Regions from separate parts of the Mus musculus genome. Here region 2 is linked to region 1. Evidence: chromatin loops called from intact Hi-C (ENCODE). Cell type or tissue: left cerebral cortex. All regions are shown on one strand. Each heading gives the region's core, and the rest is flanking DNA. Links, peaks and the distances in the headings are about the cores only.

Region 1 (8,330 bases), core at 130-8,129:
GTGTTCTGGAAGAGCAGCCAGTACTCTAAATTGTTCCAGCTCCATTGTTTCTGTGCATCTGTTGGTTTGTGACTTAGTTTCAAGTTGCCTAGGCTGGCTTCAAACTCAATAGGTAGTTACGAATTGCTGCCTCTGCCATCCAAGGACCAGTACTAGATATGACCCACCATGCCCAACAGTTTAAAGATATCCATGTGTTTTTGAGTATCAGTCACAACCAAAAGATCCCGAATACACATAGGTGTGTGGTAAATAGGCATGTCTGACTGTGCTTGCTCGCAGATACATAAAGGCCACTGAGTTGTCTAGCTCCATCACCACCCATAAGCATCGCTGTCTCCCCACCCCGCCCGGCCCCGCCCCTGCCTGCTTTCTTCCCTGGAAGTCGATGCAGTCTGAAATGATCTAATAGCACTCTGCACGCTCCCTTCAATCACTTTTAATGTCACCCTACCTTGGTTTCTGTCTCACTGCTGTGCTGGCCTCTGGAACCCTGCCTGACACACAGTAGGTGTTCAATAGATGTTTGCCAAAAGGATGAGAGAAGCCGGAGAGTGAGGCTCCTTGAAATGAGGAGTACCCTACTGCCCCTAGCCTCAAGCCAAATGTAAGTCCATCTAGAAAAGTGAAGAGCAAGGCTGAGGGCAGATGGTTCATCTGGGAAGCACCTGCTGACAAGCATGAGGACCTGAGTTCAAATCCCCAGCACCTACATAAGAAAGTCAGATCAAAGTTAAGGGCTGGGGAAGCAGACTATAGGACCCCAAGGGAGCTCAACCGCCAACCAATCAGAGAGCCCAGTCAGAGGATCTGTCTTGAAAATTAAGGTGGAGGATTAGAGACATGGTTCAGTGGCTTAGAGCATTGGTTGTTCTCACAGAGACCTGGGCTCAATTCCAAACATCCACATGGTTTGGAGTGTTTCAGGATATGATGGCCTCTTCTGGTCTCTGTGGGCACCCGGCATGTGGTACACATACACAAGTAGGGGGAAACACTCATGCGTACAAGATAAGTAAACCTAATTTTACATGCACACACACACATATGCAGACACACACACCACATAAGGAACAACTAAGGAAGCAAGGAAGACACCTGATGTGAAGACACACTCTGACCCCCACATGCACACACATGCACACACATGCACACACATGCACACATATGCATGGCCACCCTCACACAAAGAACTAAAGAGAGCCAAGCTTGGTGGCACACACCAGTGACATCAACTCTCCAGAGGTTGAGCCAGAAGGACGGAGAGTTCGAGGACAGCCTGAGTTGCTTAGTAAAATTCTGTCTCCAAAAACAAAACTAAAATGGACACAGGGGGCACAATGTAAGCTACGGTCCAGTGCCATGGGGTCCCCACAGGAGCCTTAGGGTGCCACTACTGGCCATCCTTGCTTTATGTGGAGGGAAATAGGCACAGAGAGGTTAAGTCATTTGCTCAAGACGCCAGAGCACAGGAGTAGCCAAGCTGACACCCAGACACCCTGGCTACAGAGAGACACAAACACATACACACTCAGAGACACACACAGACCCACATGCATACACAGACACACAGACACACACAGAAACACACACACACGCAGACATACAAACACACTCACACAGGCACACAGACACACATAGATACACACAGAAATATACTCACACAAGCACAGATATAGACATACAAGCACACTCATACAGGCACATATACACCACACACACACACACACACACACACACACTCTAGAGCACTGTAAGGAATGAGAACATCTTGCCCCACCATGCGTGTCTGTGGCCCCTCCCTGCCAGCTACTGCCCTCACTTCCCAGTCTGCAGCAAACTTGCGTCCTTGGTGATGCAGGAAGCTGCTGTAGGCTGCCCAGTTGTCATGGTGATGGCCAGCAGCCCCTGTAAACAGTCTCCCTTACTGCCTGCCTGGCTGGCTCATGTTGTGACCCTCTGAAGTTGACCCTATCTGGGTGGCCTGTGGGCTGGTGGCCTGCTTGTCTGTTCTGTTGCCACCTGTGCTGGTACTGGGGCACGGGAGGTGTAGAAACAGAAAGCCGGGGTCCCTCCCTTCCTTCCTTCCTTCCTGTCCCCTTCTTGGCTGGTGACCTTCCCTTCCCCAGGTGTCTATCACAATGTGGCCACAGGAGTAAAAACGTTCCCTTCTTCTATCCTTTCTCCCTCCCTCTCTCCCTCCCTCCTTCCTTTCCTCCTGCCCTCTCCTTCAGCATGTGCCACATAATGGTCCGGATACTGGGAACACAACCATGGCCAGGGGAGACCAGCCTCTAGAATAAGACAACAGCGTCAGAGAAGAAAGGGTATGCAGGTCAGGGCTGCTCTTCCTGGGCTAGGGAGGGAGGGCCCCCTCAGCCAGTCAAGCTGAATGAAAAGGCAGAGACGCATAAAAAGAACCAGCGTCTAGGGAACAAAGGTGACTGACATGCAAAGGCCCTGAGGCAGCCATAACTTGGCCCAGACAGAAGGGCTTTCCTTCAGAATGACACCTCTAACTCTCAGCCGCTACAGGTGAAGAAAACATGAACAGAGGCGTGGGGGGCATTGCTCAGGACCACAGGAGATAACCACAGCCACACCTGATGCAGGTACAACTTCCTGCCTGTGGCGTGGCCACCCTCAGCCCTGGCGTCTTATCTGCTTTCACTTAAGAGACGGTGAAAGAACAAACAGAACAAGTGCCAGAGCTTCAGTGTGACCTCTCGCCCCTACGAGAGAAGGCAGAGACAGAAACAGAAAGATCCATATTTAAGGGCCAACAAGATGGCTTAGGAGGTAAAGGTGCTTGCTGCCAACCCTCACAGTCTGAGTTGGATCCCCAGGACTCACATGGCAGAAGGAAAGAATAACCTCTGAGTGTTAGCCTCTGACCATCACGCCTGAACCGTGACAAATGCATGTGTTAGCTCTCTCTCTCTCAATGTAATTTCAAAACTTTAAAGGAATAACGGCCCCTGTCTGAGGTCATATGACTTTTGCCTGGTCAGCCCATGGCCCCAACTCTCAGCTGATGTGCTTCAGTGACAGAGTAACTTGGCCCAGAGCCCCCAGGAATGGGGACAGTGTTGGGTCAGACCCCTCCTTGTGGGCTTTATGAAAATGTAAACTGGCCACCGCAAGGTGTTTAGATTTTTCAAACCAAGCCATACCTTTTCCATGAACGGATTTTTAACACATTGACTCAGCTGGGTGTGATCCCAGTACCCAGGAGGCTTAGGCAGGTGAGTTGCCATGAGAGAACTGCTAGCCTGTGTTAAAAGTGAGTTCTGGGCCAGCCTGGGCTACTGAGCAAGACTCTGCCTCAAAAACAAAAACAAAAGTCAATCAATTATTTAGTTAAAATAAAATGTTGATTCGAGGGTCATTTTGCACTGTGGCAGTCAGATGAGGGGCATTAGATGTTCTGAGCTGAGACCTGTGCACACAGCCAGCTCTGATCCTGCAGGCCCACCTCCTCAGCACTTTTGAATCTACTAGAGGGGAGAGGAAAATGATCGCAAGCCTGGTACCCACTTTGTATCAGAAAGGCTTTATATAAAGCAGCTGTCTCTTGTCACTGTTCACCACAGGCCCTGGAGCCTGAACCTCACCCGTCACCCTTGGGCCATGCTCTGGACGGGAATCCGGGACTTCATTTTCTTTTGCTCATTTACAGGGCATGTAGGCTGGTGACCCGGTCATGGAAATCGGGACTGGTGGAGCAAGGTCAGTTGGATATTGCTAATACTGGAGAGCAAGCAGGGATGTAACAGGAGAAACAGGGAGAGAGTGGAAGGCGGGGCAAGGGCTCTGGGCCTGCTTCCCAGACCCAGGCTGCACGCAGGTGTCTGCCAACACTGCCTGGAATCTAGGGAGGGCACACCCAGGAGAGAAGCCTGTGGCATCTTTGAATCGCAGTGCCAAATGCCTGGGCCTGGTTCCTCTCCCGGCGATCCAATTACTAAATGCAGTAGCATTCTTGAAAAAATGTCTTTCCTCTTATGTAATGCGGCCGTGACAAACGTGGAGCAGATGGTGCGGCGACAGGCTTCCCGCAACCCTATCCTTCCAAATTAATGTATGGGCATTTAAATGAGCCCAGGAATACAGGAGGGACGGGCCACTTAAGGGGCTGACTAGGCTTCCCCCTCAATGTTTGAGGGATGTTAATGACCTGCGTTACATTGGGGCTGAGTTCACTGTAAATCATTGGTTAGAACATACCTGGTTTGGACCCCCTGGAGACACACCATGAAGCCTCCCCAAAGCTGGAAAAGGAGGCGCCTCCTCTATTCTTTATGTCATTCTCCACCAAACTCTTAGATTATCTTTGAGAATGTGGACATCTCTCCCTGCCTCCCATGGGGAAATGGTTTAGTCACAAACTGTGTCAACTGCTGGCAGTCAGCTCGTCCACCCCTCCCCCCCCCCTCAGCCTTCCTTCCCCAGGGATGAGATCATGTTGTTTGGAGGCGGTTTTAACTGAAGAACGCTAGGGATGTGCAAAGCCGTCCTCAGAAATCTCCTTCCTCATCACAGGCTGTACCCTGTGGGATGGGCGGAGACCGGAGGCCAGGTGCAGGTCCCAGGCTCATCCTAGGGTCAAGTTCCCGGCCCCCAGCTCAGACCTGACACACTGGGAGGCTGGACTGCTGGGTTGCACAACCAGCTGGCCTTAGGAGTTCAGACCTGGGAGAGCTCTGAAATGTCTCTGTTCTGATAGGGAAACTGAGGCTCAGAGAAGGAAAGCGGTCTGCTCAGGCTCAGATGGACAGGTATGACAGAGGCTGGCGAACCCACTGCTCTCCCTGAAGCTGCCATTGCCTGGAACCTGTCCACCCACCATCCCCCCTTCTTCTAGTCTCAGGACCCTGAATCTCTACTGGGAATCAAACCTTCTCCACCCTCGGGACAGGTGGTTCAAGTAAAACAATCGGCTTCCTGCTCATCCAAGGGCACCCACCTGGCTCAGTCCTAACCAATCAGAACAGTTCATTCCTCCCTCTTACCCAACTGGTTCAGGTTGGTAGGTAATGACTCCGTGGGCGGGGCAGCAGGTATTCACTTCCGGTTTAACTGGGGTCGTTAATATAAGGCAGTTCTTCTTGTGCTCTCGGCTGGAGGGAACAACACCCAGGGGGCAGCCACCTCTGCCACTATCAGGTGACTGACTACCCAAGAATGGAAGGCACACAGGAAGCTCATGGCCAAGGGAAAGTGATACAGCAGGCTTTGACTGGAAAAATCCCGGGAGCGAGCTGGACCTGCAAGCTGGCCGGAGATTGCTCGACTCCACGGACTAGTACATTCTCCCTTGTGCTGAAGTCGGTTGAGTTCTGTCACTCGCCCGCAAAAGGGGGTTCAGCTACGAAACAAGGCTCCAAAACAGGGTGCTGAGGGACCCTCTCTCCATACCCAGAATGTCCCCCAACTCCCTGTCACACAGCACCAACATACTTTACAGGCAGTACTCATGAGGGGAGTTCCCAACTGATGGCCCATGGCCATTTTGTGTGCCCCTGCAGCCTGCTTCCTCCTTGGCCTTGGTCAGGAGCGCAGGCACGTTATTTTCAAACTCAGCTTTGTCCAGCATCCCCTGCCCTGAGGCTGTACCCAACATATCCTATCACTTTCCTGGGCCTGGCTTGCTTGCTTGCTTCTTTTTCTTTCTTTCTTTCTTTCTTTCTTTCTTTCTTTCTTTCTTTCTTTCTTTCTTTCTTTCTCTCTCTCTCTCTCTCTCTCTCTCTCTCTCTCTCTCTCTCTCTTTCTCACACTCTCTTTATTTATACATGTGGTTTTCTTTTCCTTTGTCACATAGCCTCATGTAGCCAAGGCTAGCCTTCAGCTTCTAACCTTCCGGCAGTGAGATTTTACAGGCAAGCTGGCTGGCTTCATGTCTCTGTAACCACATTGTGGGATGGGGGAAAGCACCTGTCCTGCCAGCTGATTAAAGGAATTGAAACAGGGGCCACCACTGCTAGATATGACAATAGTGTCTCTTAGCAGGTGTTCCAGCCCGAGCCACAGAGTGGACTCTTCTTAGAGTCCACTTGAGAAAGGATACCCTTCACAGGAAAACAAAAACCAATGGAGACAGGGAGTCTGCCCTGGGGTGCGTGGGACCTCCCCTGCCGGCCCTTGCCGTTGCAGGTGCTTGCTCAGTTCCTTTGCCCAGCCCCTGATCCCAGACTGGCACACAGGTGTGAAGAGATACCCATCCAGTGACTCACACTGCCCGAGTGGGGACAGTATGAGTCCTGGCTTAGGCACGAGGATCAAGTAACGGCAACTCAAGCCAGTTCCAGACCAGGCCAGGGACAGCTGGATGGATGTGCCTCTCTCATAGGCATCTCAGGCTCCCTGATCAAACCCCGAACTGCCGCCCAGTCTCCATCTAACCCCAACCCTTCCCTCACCCACGCCCACCAGAGCCCCTGATAGGGAGCTGTGAGTTGAGGTGTTCAGCAGGTGTTACTCAGAGTACCTAGGGATCTGGCAAGAACTGGGGGTCATCGGGCAAAAATACCTCACAAGTCAGAAAGGCCAGGAACAAAAGAGCCAATGTCACATGGTGCCATTCATACAATTGGTAAATGCACCATTTAGGGCTGGTTGGGTCAGAGGACCAAGGGAAGGGTAAGTCTAACAGGGACAGGGTTTCTTTTGGATGGGAGCAATGCTGTTCCAAAAGGACATTCTCGTGGGTGGTTTGAATAAGAATGGCCCACACAGGCTCCTGTAGTTGAATGTTTGGTTCCCAGTTGGTTGAAGTGCTTAGGAAGGATTAAGAGGTGTGGCCTTGTTGGGGAAGGCGTGTCACTGGGGGTGGGCTTTGAAATTTCAAAAGCCCATGCTAGGCCCTGTCTCTTTCTCTCTGTCTTTCTGTCTCTTCCCCTTTCTCCTCTCTGCTACCTGCAGATAAGATGTAAGCTCTCAGTCACTGCTCCCGTGCATGCAGCCCTGGTCCCTGCCATGACAGCCATAGACTCCCCCTTCGACACTGTAAACAAGCCCCCGTTACATGGTTTCTTTTATAAGCTGCCTTGGTCATAGTATCTCTTTACAGCAACAGACAGTGGCTAAAGCAAGCCTAGTGATGCTTACAGAGTTGGTTGGCATGCAGGATGGACCTAACAGTGCTCTGGTATGCAGAACCAAATGGCAGTTGTTCATGGGTAAGCAGCGTGGTGCGTGCCTGAGTGGGATATCATTGAGGGTGACATGGCACAGCTGACTCCCAGGAACAGAGACTTCTTTTGCTGCCTGAAGCCTCTCTTGGCTTTTCTTTTTTCTTTTCTTTTTTTATTTTTTTAAGATTTATTTATTTATTTACTGTAGCTGTCTTCAGACACATCAGAAAAGGGCATCAGATCTCATTACAGATGGTTGTGAGCCACCATGTGGTTGCTGGGATTTGAACTCAGGACCTTCAGAAGAGCAGTCAGTGCTCTTGCAAGCTGAGCCATCTCTCTAGCTCCTCTCTTGGCTTTTCAGTCATCTAGGGGTGAGCCTTACCAGGGTTTGGTGGATCCTGGTCGCCTAACAGTCACTAGCTTCCTGCTAGACGAAGAAGAGAATACTCATCTTTTTAAAAAAGTTTTTTTTTCATATATATGAGTAGCTGTTTTCAGACACACCAAAAGAGGACATAGGATCCCATTATAGATGGCTATAATTCCCATGTGGTTGCTGGGAATTGAACTCAGGGCCTACTGGAAGAGCAGTCAGTGCTCTTAACCACTCTCCGGCCCCCATGCTCAGCATCTTGAGAAGCCAAGATGTCTGGCTGTATTTGTATGGTTTCCTTGTTTTATTTTGTTTTGAGGCAGGGTCTCCGGTAGGCTAAACTGAGCTCAGACCCACTGACGATGATATCTGTGATGTTCCAATTGTTAACTTCAGGAAGTCACCGGGAGATGGACCTCTGGGCATGCCTGTGACAAGTAATCTTGGTTAGGTTACTTGAGGTAGGATGACCTACCTGCTATGGATGGCACTGAGTTGGGACACTGGACTGTATGAAAAAAAAGAGAAACATAAGCAGAAGTATTCATTCATTCATTCATTGCTGTCTGCTTCCTGGATGTGAATGAGATGTGACCAGCTGCCACTGGTTCCTGCAATAGGAAAAGTGAAACAACCTGGAAACTCTGATTCTAATCCCCGGGGCCTGAGTGCTAGTGTCACAGGTGTGGGGAGGAGCCTGAGTGCTAGAGTCACAGGTGTGGGGAGAAGCCTGAGTGCTAGAATCACAGGTGTGGGGCGGGGCCTGAGTGCTAGAGTCACAGGTGTGGGGAGGAGCCTGAGTGCTAGAGTCACAGGTGTGG
Region 2 (8,330 bases), core at 273-8,272, 64 kb before region 1:
CCTCTATACCACAGCACCCTCAGCCAAGCCCCGTGGTTCACCCACAGCTGCTGCTGCTGGCTTTGTGGCTCAGGTTTTAGAAGCCTGACATCTGGCCCTCCCTCCCAACTTAGCAGAGGTTTGCTCTGTGCCCCTCTTCCAACTGCCCTTCAGCTTTGCAGGGGCGCCGGTGCCCCCTTTATGCACATGAGAATAGGGGAAGAAGGGGTGTCAGAGTTGCTGGCTGGCCCCAGACACCTGTCAGCGGCATCTCCTTGTAGAGACCTGGTGTTCACCCTGCTGCCCCGATCTGAGGCACCGTGTGACTAGGCAGAGTCCTGTCCTGTCAGCAACCTCTGCAGTGTTGACAGTGGCCACAGCCCAAGGCTTCCGAAAGTCTCGGGGAAGAGGAGGAGTTTGGAGTCACAGCTGTGGGTGTGAATCTGTACTGTTGTTGTGACATACTGTTCTTGAGCCTGGTGGACATCGGTAGGCAGGATTGTCTGAGGCCTCCCACAGGGAAGGCAGACCACACCCCTGCCTGTATATCTTGCTCTTTGAATTTAAAGCAAAATAATAAAAATAAAAACATGGCAGGATGACAAGAAGGCCCAGCAGGTAAAGGCTCCTGTAACCCCAGCAGCCTGAGGTAATCACAGAGCTCACGTGGTGGACAGCCCAAACTGACCCTTGCAAGGTGTCCTCTGACCTCCACACATGCAAAGGCACACAGTGCCCCCTGCCCCAATAAATAAATATAATAGAAAAGTTTAAACTTCCCATTTGAGTAGAAGCAAAAGCAAATGGGGTGGGAATGCCCAGGGAGGGGGTTCAAAGTCCTGGGGTGGGAATAGCCAGGGTGAGGGTCAAAGGCCCTGGAGTGAGAATGCCCAGGGTGGGGTCAAAGGTCCTGGGGTGAGAATCCTCAGGGTGGGGATCAAAGACCTGGGGTGGGAAAGCCCAGGGTCAAGTCATATTTTCTTTATGCTCTGATCACCCTGTCCTGTCTCAGGAAACACAGGTCCTGTCTGGAAACTGGAGTTATCCAGGTGGTTCGACACACCTACATCTTTCCCTATTCTGGCCCCACTGCAGCCCCACAGAGTCCCAGCCCTGCCCACTCCCTTATCATTGGTCAGGGGCAAATGATGTTGCTCCAGTCTCAGTTTCCCCATCTTCCCCATGAAGATAATGTCCTCAGAAGGTGGCAGTGAGCATCAGAGGACTAAGACACACACACACACACACACACACACACACACACACAGTGCTGACGTCAGCACCCCACGAGTGCCTGCTAAATTTATTGTCTTGTTTATTTTATTTTTACCTTTGGTCTGCTTTTTGAAATTGGGGGTGCAGTGTTATGCCCGGCATAAATTGGAGGTAGGAGTCATTCTTTTTGGCTAAAATTGGAGAGAGAGAGGGAGGGAAGGAGAGAGAGACGGGGGAGGGGAGGGGTGCCCTCACTCTCACCTTGAGCTGACACAGGACCCACTCTGGGGAAAGCCCCACATTTTATTTGAGTCTTTGCTTTGCACATTTTGTTTGCTTGAAGTCCTTGACTTGATCAAGGACCCGCCTATATGTGCGGTCAGCTCTGCCAATCATGTCTGCCCTGGCTAACAAGGAGCAGGTGGTCCCATCAGTCAGTTCTCATATTCGGTCCCTTTCAGAGGGAATTCAGAAACTCTGTCTTGATCTGTCTGATTTAATCGAGCCAGTTCTAGAGCACCATGAAGAGTGGAAATCCTTTTGAAGCACAGGAGAGCCAGGGCAAAGGGGTCTGGGGCTAGGCAGTTCATTTAAATGGGGTGCAAGGCCACAATCTGCCCATGGCCCAGGATCCTGGAGCCTCCTGGAAAGGGAGAGTGTGAGCTCCCTGCTTTGGGTCCTTAGCATGTGTCCCCCTGGTCAGCACACGTTACAGGAGATGAAACTCCTTCCTTGTGAATGGTAGGCAAAGCTAATTGCTTAGGCTCTCTGGTGGGTAAAGAGAGAAGGGAAAGATGGAAGAAGGGGATTGGCCAAAAGGCAGTAGGTGACTATGTAAGCTCTCTGAACTCTTGTCTTCTTTCATAAAAAATGATCAGCCCTGCTGCCTGAGGCTGCTTAGCTGTCAGGATCAAACCACGTGGGAGATGACACCATTTTAAAACTAGGAAGTGGGGGGACTGGAGAGATGGCTCAGTGGTTAAAAGCACTGACCCGGGTCCAGTTTCCGGTGTCTGTGTGACAGCTCACAACTGTCTGTAACTTCTGTATCTGACACCCTCACACAGACATACAAGCAGGCAAAACACCAATGCACGTAAAATAAAAATAAATAAATTCACAGGAAGTCATGCGAGCCCTAGGGCTCTGTATGCACTGGGCTGAAGTCCACCTTGGAGGAGGCTGGAGAAAAGGAAGGGAGGAGGGAGAGCCAGGTCCCATTGAGACAATGGGCAGAGCCAGGCATGGTGGTGTCTGCCAACACTTCGGAGGCTGAGGCAGGGGGATAGAGATCTGAGGCCATCCTGGACTACATAGTGAGAGACCTTATCTCAGATAAACAAGCACATGAGGAAACAAATCTGGGACTGGGGAGATGGCTCAGTGGGTGGAGCTGGGGAGATGGCGCAGTGGGTAGAGCACTTGTGCAAACTTGAGGTCTTGAGTTCATATGTGCAGAACTACCTTAAAGCCAGACTCAGTAGCATGGTCCCAGCATTCCAGTGTGGAGGCAGAAGTAGGAGAATCTCCGGAAACTCAAAGGTTGGACACTGAGGACACACACACACAGAAAAGATAAAATGATGACGATAGGCATGGTGGCACACATGTGAACTCAGTGCTCTTGGGAGGCTGAGGCAGGAGGATTGCCACAAGTTCACTGCCAGCCTGGGCTATAGTGTAAGTAAGCTTGAGGTTAGCTTTGACTGCAGAATGAGACCCTGTCGCCAAGCAGGACCCCATGGGTTGAGCCGCAGCGCCCAAGCTCTCGCTGCTGCCCCCATCTCTGTCCCTGCTGTGGCCTCTCCTCCCACAGAAACGTTCACGTTCCTCCCCCCCACCCCCAAACTCCTCAAATGTTATGACATCCGTTCCAATACCCACACACCCAACACTCCCCTCTCCTGCATCCATCAGCTAAGCCGCACCTTGGACCTTCCCTGGCCACGATTCTTGCCTTCTATCCTGGGCAGGCTCCACCCAGCCTGCTGATTCGGGGAGCTGTCACCTGCTGTCACCTTTTCCTGCCACTAATGTGACTATTTACTCCCAAGAAAATGCCCTTAATTTACAAGGCATTAGTTCTAATGCTGGATGATTAGGGTCATTAATATTCATGGATGGCCCTCCAGGGGGGACCTGGGTGTTAATTAGCATTCTTATGCCTCCGTTCTCAATGAGGCTGCTGGTGGCTGCTGCCTCTGCTTCAGCCTCTTCCACTTCAAAGGGAAGCCTTGCCCCGGCCTTTCCTCTTTCACTCAGATCTCCATTCTGACAGCTGTCTGAAAGCCGCCCCCACTCCCTGAGCTGAAGGGGTCCAAGGTGTCAGGGAGGCTGGAAACCTGCAACTACTGGGGTGCCCTAGGGTCTGTCTGGAGCAGAGGAGGGAAGGGAGGCGGCAGGAATGTGTATGTGCCCCAAAAACAGAGCTCCATCTCAGACACCCACGCCTTCCTCCATCTCTAGTCAAAAATGTTCTAGTGTTTTTATGTAAGGTGGAATCTAAGCCAGCCATCCCAACACCCCAGCCTTGGGTCTGCTCAACAAACAGAGCTGTGCGAGGTGTCTGTTTTTGGGGACCCGGATTGGAGAATACATATCTCATTCCTCCTTTCATACCCTCTGGGCTTGGGGTGCCAGAAGCACCCATTGCCTGTCTGAGGAATGGGCTTCAAGTAGAAGATGCTGTATAAACAGTATCATGTTGCCACAGCAACTGAAGTGCTTCCTTCCTCCCTAGAGACCTGCATGGGGTCCTGGAGTGGCCTCACCCACCTATGCCATTCAACTATGGAGCAAGACTGTAACTTAACAATGCCTCCTGGGACTAGACAGAGCTGGATGTGAGAGATGTAGCAGGGGTGACCAGGTGCCTGTGTGTGGCTTCCAGCCAGTTACTGACATGCGGAAAAATGGATTCAGAGCTGCCAACCTCTAACTGCCTCAGAGAGATGGACAGTGTGGTTATGGGTACAGCACTGCTGGCAAAGAACCCAGATGAGAATTGTTCAATAAGGGCCATGTGGCCAGAGTGTGGCTGTAGGTTGGCACTTGGAGCTGGCCAGTCCAGTCACTCTTCTGTAATCTAATCAGGGTATGTTACTCTCTGTCAGGATGCTCGCCCCACTGCATCCCAGCCTTGCAGTGAATGGTGAGAAGATGGCTTTGCGAGGGGTGGGGAGGTAGCAAGTAACCCCATTCCCAAAAGACTCTGGGTCAGACCTAGCATCCGTCCCATTGCATCCTGGGTGTCTGTGATCACTCAGGATTTGATATCCGAACAGGCATGGTGGCACACGTCTGGAACATTAACCTACAGGCTAAAACTAGAAGATGGTACTTACAGCTGACCTGGGCTCCTGAATAAGCTGCTGCCTGGGCTACAGAAGAAGACACTGTCTGAAGGGAAAACAAGAAGAGCTTGCCTTGCAAGGACAAGGATCTGAACTTGATCCTCAGAACTAGGCGAAAAGCTCTGTTTTTGAGCCATCCCTGTAATTTCAACACCAGAGAGGCAGAGACAGGAGGATCCTTGGGGGGTTGCTGGACAGCCACAAAAAAAAAAACAAAAAACAAAAAACAAAAAAAAAATCCAGAGATGGCTCAGTGGTTAAGAGCACTGACTGCTCTTCTAAAAGGTCCTGAGTTCAATTTCCAGCTCTCTGAAGACAGCTACAGTGCATTCATATACATTAAATATATAGATAAATAGATAATAAAAAACAAAAGAACCCAAGATGGATCGCACCTGGCACCTGAGAAATGACACCTAAGGTTGTCCTCTGGCTTCTGGGTACATATACACCCATATATACCACACACACACCAGCAGATCCTGGTCATAGGTAGGAAAGGGCCACTTGGATCAAATGTACCTGCCTCTCCTTGTTAAGTGATACTAAACTGGGCTCTTCTCTGTGCCTCAACTTCCCCATCTGTATGTTGGGATATTTCTCATAATTGTCATAGTCTCTCTCTCTCTCTCTCTCTCTCTCTCTCTCTCTCTCATTTGTTTTTCAAGACATGGTTTCTCCATGCATCCCTGACTGTCCTGGAACTTGCTTTGTAAACCAGGCTGGCCTCAAACTATCTCTGCCCCGAAGTGCTGGGATTAAAGGTGTGAGCCAACACTCACAGTGACTATCACTTTGTTTGTTTGTTTGTTTGTTTGTTTGTTTGTTTGTCGAAACAGGGTTTCTCTGTGTAGCCCTGGCTGTCCTGGAACTCACTCTGTAGACCAGGCTGGCCTCGAACTCAGAAATCCACCTGTCTCTGCCTCCCGAGTGATGGGATTAAAGGCGTGTGCCACCACAACCAGCTGACTATCACTTTTTAAGTCCATCCGAGTACTTCTGTCCCCAGCGTTTTCTGTGTCATTTGTTGGAGATTTGGAGTTGGCATCTCATTATCAAGAGTGGGTCCCCACTTGGTCTTTTTGACAACAATGTGACCTTGGTGATTGCCACTGGATGGAGGTGGGGAGAGAAGAATATCTGGGAAGGTCCCTGCCTCTGTGTTGCCTATTGCCCTAGAAGAGACAGGAAAGGTGGTGAGCTTGTCCACATCTGCTTAGTCACCTCATGTCCTGGAGGGATGACACTAGGACTGCCTCCCAGGCTGGTACCGCATGCCCAGGATTTAACTAGGACTGGTGTGAAGCATTTCAACCTTGCTGCCATCTGTGGCTGGACATTCTCTGCGGAGAATAGCTCTGTGTGTTCAAGGATGTGTTACCCCAGCCTGAATCCTCTCACCGCATGCCAACACCACACACACACACACACACACACACACACACACACACACACACACACACATGGCGTGTGTGGGAGATTAAAACAATCCCTTCAAATGTGCCTGAAGGACACATTCACCCTGACTAAGAACTGCTGGAGGATTTGTGGTAGCCAGAGGTGATCTATGTATGACTCGGTGGTACCACAGTCAGGGCTGCCAGGAGATTCTGGGGAGGGAGGAGGAGGAGGCTCTTTGTTTCCTTCCCTTGAACAAGACATATCTCCCCATGATGGCACCAGCAGCCATGCTGGGTCCATGAGATAAGCCAGTCTGGGTCAGAGCTGGAGCAGAGAAGTCTGAGATAGGACTCTGTTGTGTGAGATAATAAATCCCCTGTAGAGTTTTACTCGCTGTCTTCTGTTTCATACGTCAAACCCTCTCATAACTGATAGATCATAAATCACACTTCCCATCTCATCTTAACGCCACCTTCCTCAGAGAGCCCTCCCCACACTCACAATAGACACTCGGTCCTCATGTTATTCTAGATTTGCCTCGTTGGTGTCTGTCTCAGTTTATAGATACACTTCTATGTACTAAGGCCTGTTTCCCACTAGACTGTCAGTGCCTGGTAACAAAGGTCTTCTTTGTCCTTTCTTCCCAGTGGCAATAAACTCTGACGCAGAGCAGGCTTTCAGTAAGGGTTGTTGTTCAGTACGTGGATCAAGTAAACAAGAGATGCATGAATGAGTGGATGGAAGAGTGAATATAGGATTGATATATGATTGGATGGTGGCGAATAGGCAGTAGATGGGTAGATGGGTGCATGATAGGTAGATAGATGGGTGATGGATGAATCAACAGATGGTTGGTAGATGAGTGGATGGATGGGTGGGTGGAGTGACTGGTGGATGGATGTGTGTAGGGGTGGCTCGATAGTTGGGATGAATGCGTAGGTGGGTAGATGAATAGATGGGTGCATGAGTGGGTGGATGGATGGATGGATAGATGGGTGGATGGATGGGTAGATGGGTAAATAGATGGGTGGATGGATGGGTAGATGGGTAAATAGATGGGTGGATGGATGGGTAGATGGATAAATAGATGGGTGGATGGATAGGTGGTTGGATGGATGATAAATGAGTAGGTGGGTGGGTAGATGAATGGATGATGGGTAGATGGATGTTTGTGAATAGATTAGTGGTTGAGTGGATAAGTAGATGAATAGGGAGGTGAATGGATAGATGGATAAATGAATGGGTGCATGGAGAGAAAGGTAGGTGGGTAGATAGATTGTGGATAGATGGTGGGTGTGTGAAGAGACTGGTGGGTGGATGGATGGATCTACTGATCCACTGACATAGCTTTCAGTGTCTCCATTCTCCTACGAATAGACTTAGGAGTGGATCACTGGGCTGTATGGAAATATTTTATATTTGATATTTTGCATACCTGGTGGTTTTGTTCTCTTCAGCCCTCAGTATAATTCAGTTCTGAGTGATTCTTGTGAGTCGAGTCTCTGGCCTCCCAGGTAAGCATTCCCAGGGTCTCTTCTGCTATATTAAGGCCCTAAGAATCGCACCAAACTTTCAGCAGAGTCAAATCCTGCTTCTGTCTTCTCCTCCGGACAGTGTGTTCACAAGCAGGCAACTAAACTGCTCCAAATCTATATGTCCAAGAAGACAAAAATCCAAACACAGCCGTAGAGATGCTATTCGTCTCTCTCCTATGTGCTTATCACAGCTGTGGTTATTTGCCAGGACACGACATTAAGGTGGCCAATGCAGACAAAGAAATACCTATGAGGTTTGACTTGTGTTCTGGTCTTTTCAGGCCGTAGCCGTGGCCACTGTTCTGCCATCCTGGGTAAACTGGCTTTTTCCTGCTGCCTCATCTGTGCCACCTGTAAATCTAGGCTGCACCCACAGAGAATCAGGAGAATCCTTTCTTGCTTTCTTTCTTTCTTTCTTTCTTTCTTTCTTTCTTTCTTTCTTTCTTTCTTTCTTTCTTTCTTTCAGCCTACTGCCTGAAGGGGCACAGGGGTCAAACATGGTGCAAGCCACCCCCTTCCTTCCGTGTGGCACCCTGGGCTGTGGGGGTGGTACTTCCGGAGCAGATGGATCAGGCAGCTGTGGGGATGGGTGGGCATGTGACCTGGGATAAGATAAGTGCCTCGTCAGTCACCACCACCTGTTCTGGCACCTTCTGATCACCTCCTTACCCCCACGGGGCGCGTGGCAGTCATCTGCTAGTAAGTCAGTCTCTACAAAGAAGCCAGGCCTGGTGCTCCTCACCTGGGTCGGGCCACCGCTGAGCAAGGGCACGCTGGGAGTGTGCTCACAGAGAACAAAGACGTGGGCAGAGCCCAAAAATAGTTCAGGAAACCCACAGCTTTCTGT

Evidence for each region. Hi-C counts contacts between places; a loop is a spot of excess contacts. Peaks named below come from ENCODE experiments on the same cell type or tissue, not always from the same donor. Only the 100,000 strongest peaks of a DNase experiment are listed, where the experiment ranks them.
Region 2: it touches region 1 in a loop (7-fold over the local background); 2 of 42 quality-filtered maps call a loop at or near these places.

What each region holds. Positions count from the first base shown.
Region 1 is chr2:167,075,378-167,083,707 of GRCm38, reverse strand. It overlaps Gm39984 (a long non-coding RNA gene), which reads left to right and starts at 4,469. Exons shown (of 3, transcript XR_866968.1): 1 at 4,469-5,166; 2 at 7,070-7,178. In left cerebral cortex, for the core only: no CTCF peak of the experiment used is centred there; DNase peaks (open chromatin) are centred at 1,854, 3,968 and 4,392; H3K27ac peaks cover 3,415 bases.
Region 2 is chr2:167,139,935-167,148,264 of GRCm38, reverse strand. All of the region lies in intron 1 of Kcnb1 (potassium voltage gated channel, Shab-related subfamily, member 1), which reads left to right. Among named protein-coding and RNA genes, the nearest start is that of Gm52568, 15 kb to the right of the region's middle. In left cerebral cortex, for the core only: no CTCF peak of the experiment used is centred there; DNase peaks (open chromatin) are centred at 2,045, 2,759, 3,663, 6,361 and 2 more places; H3K27ac peaks cover 6,553 bases.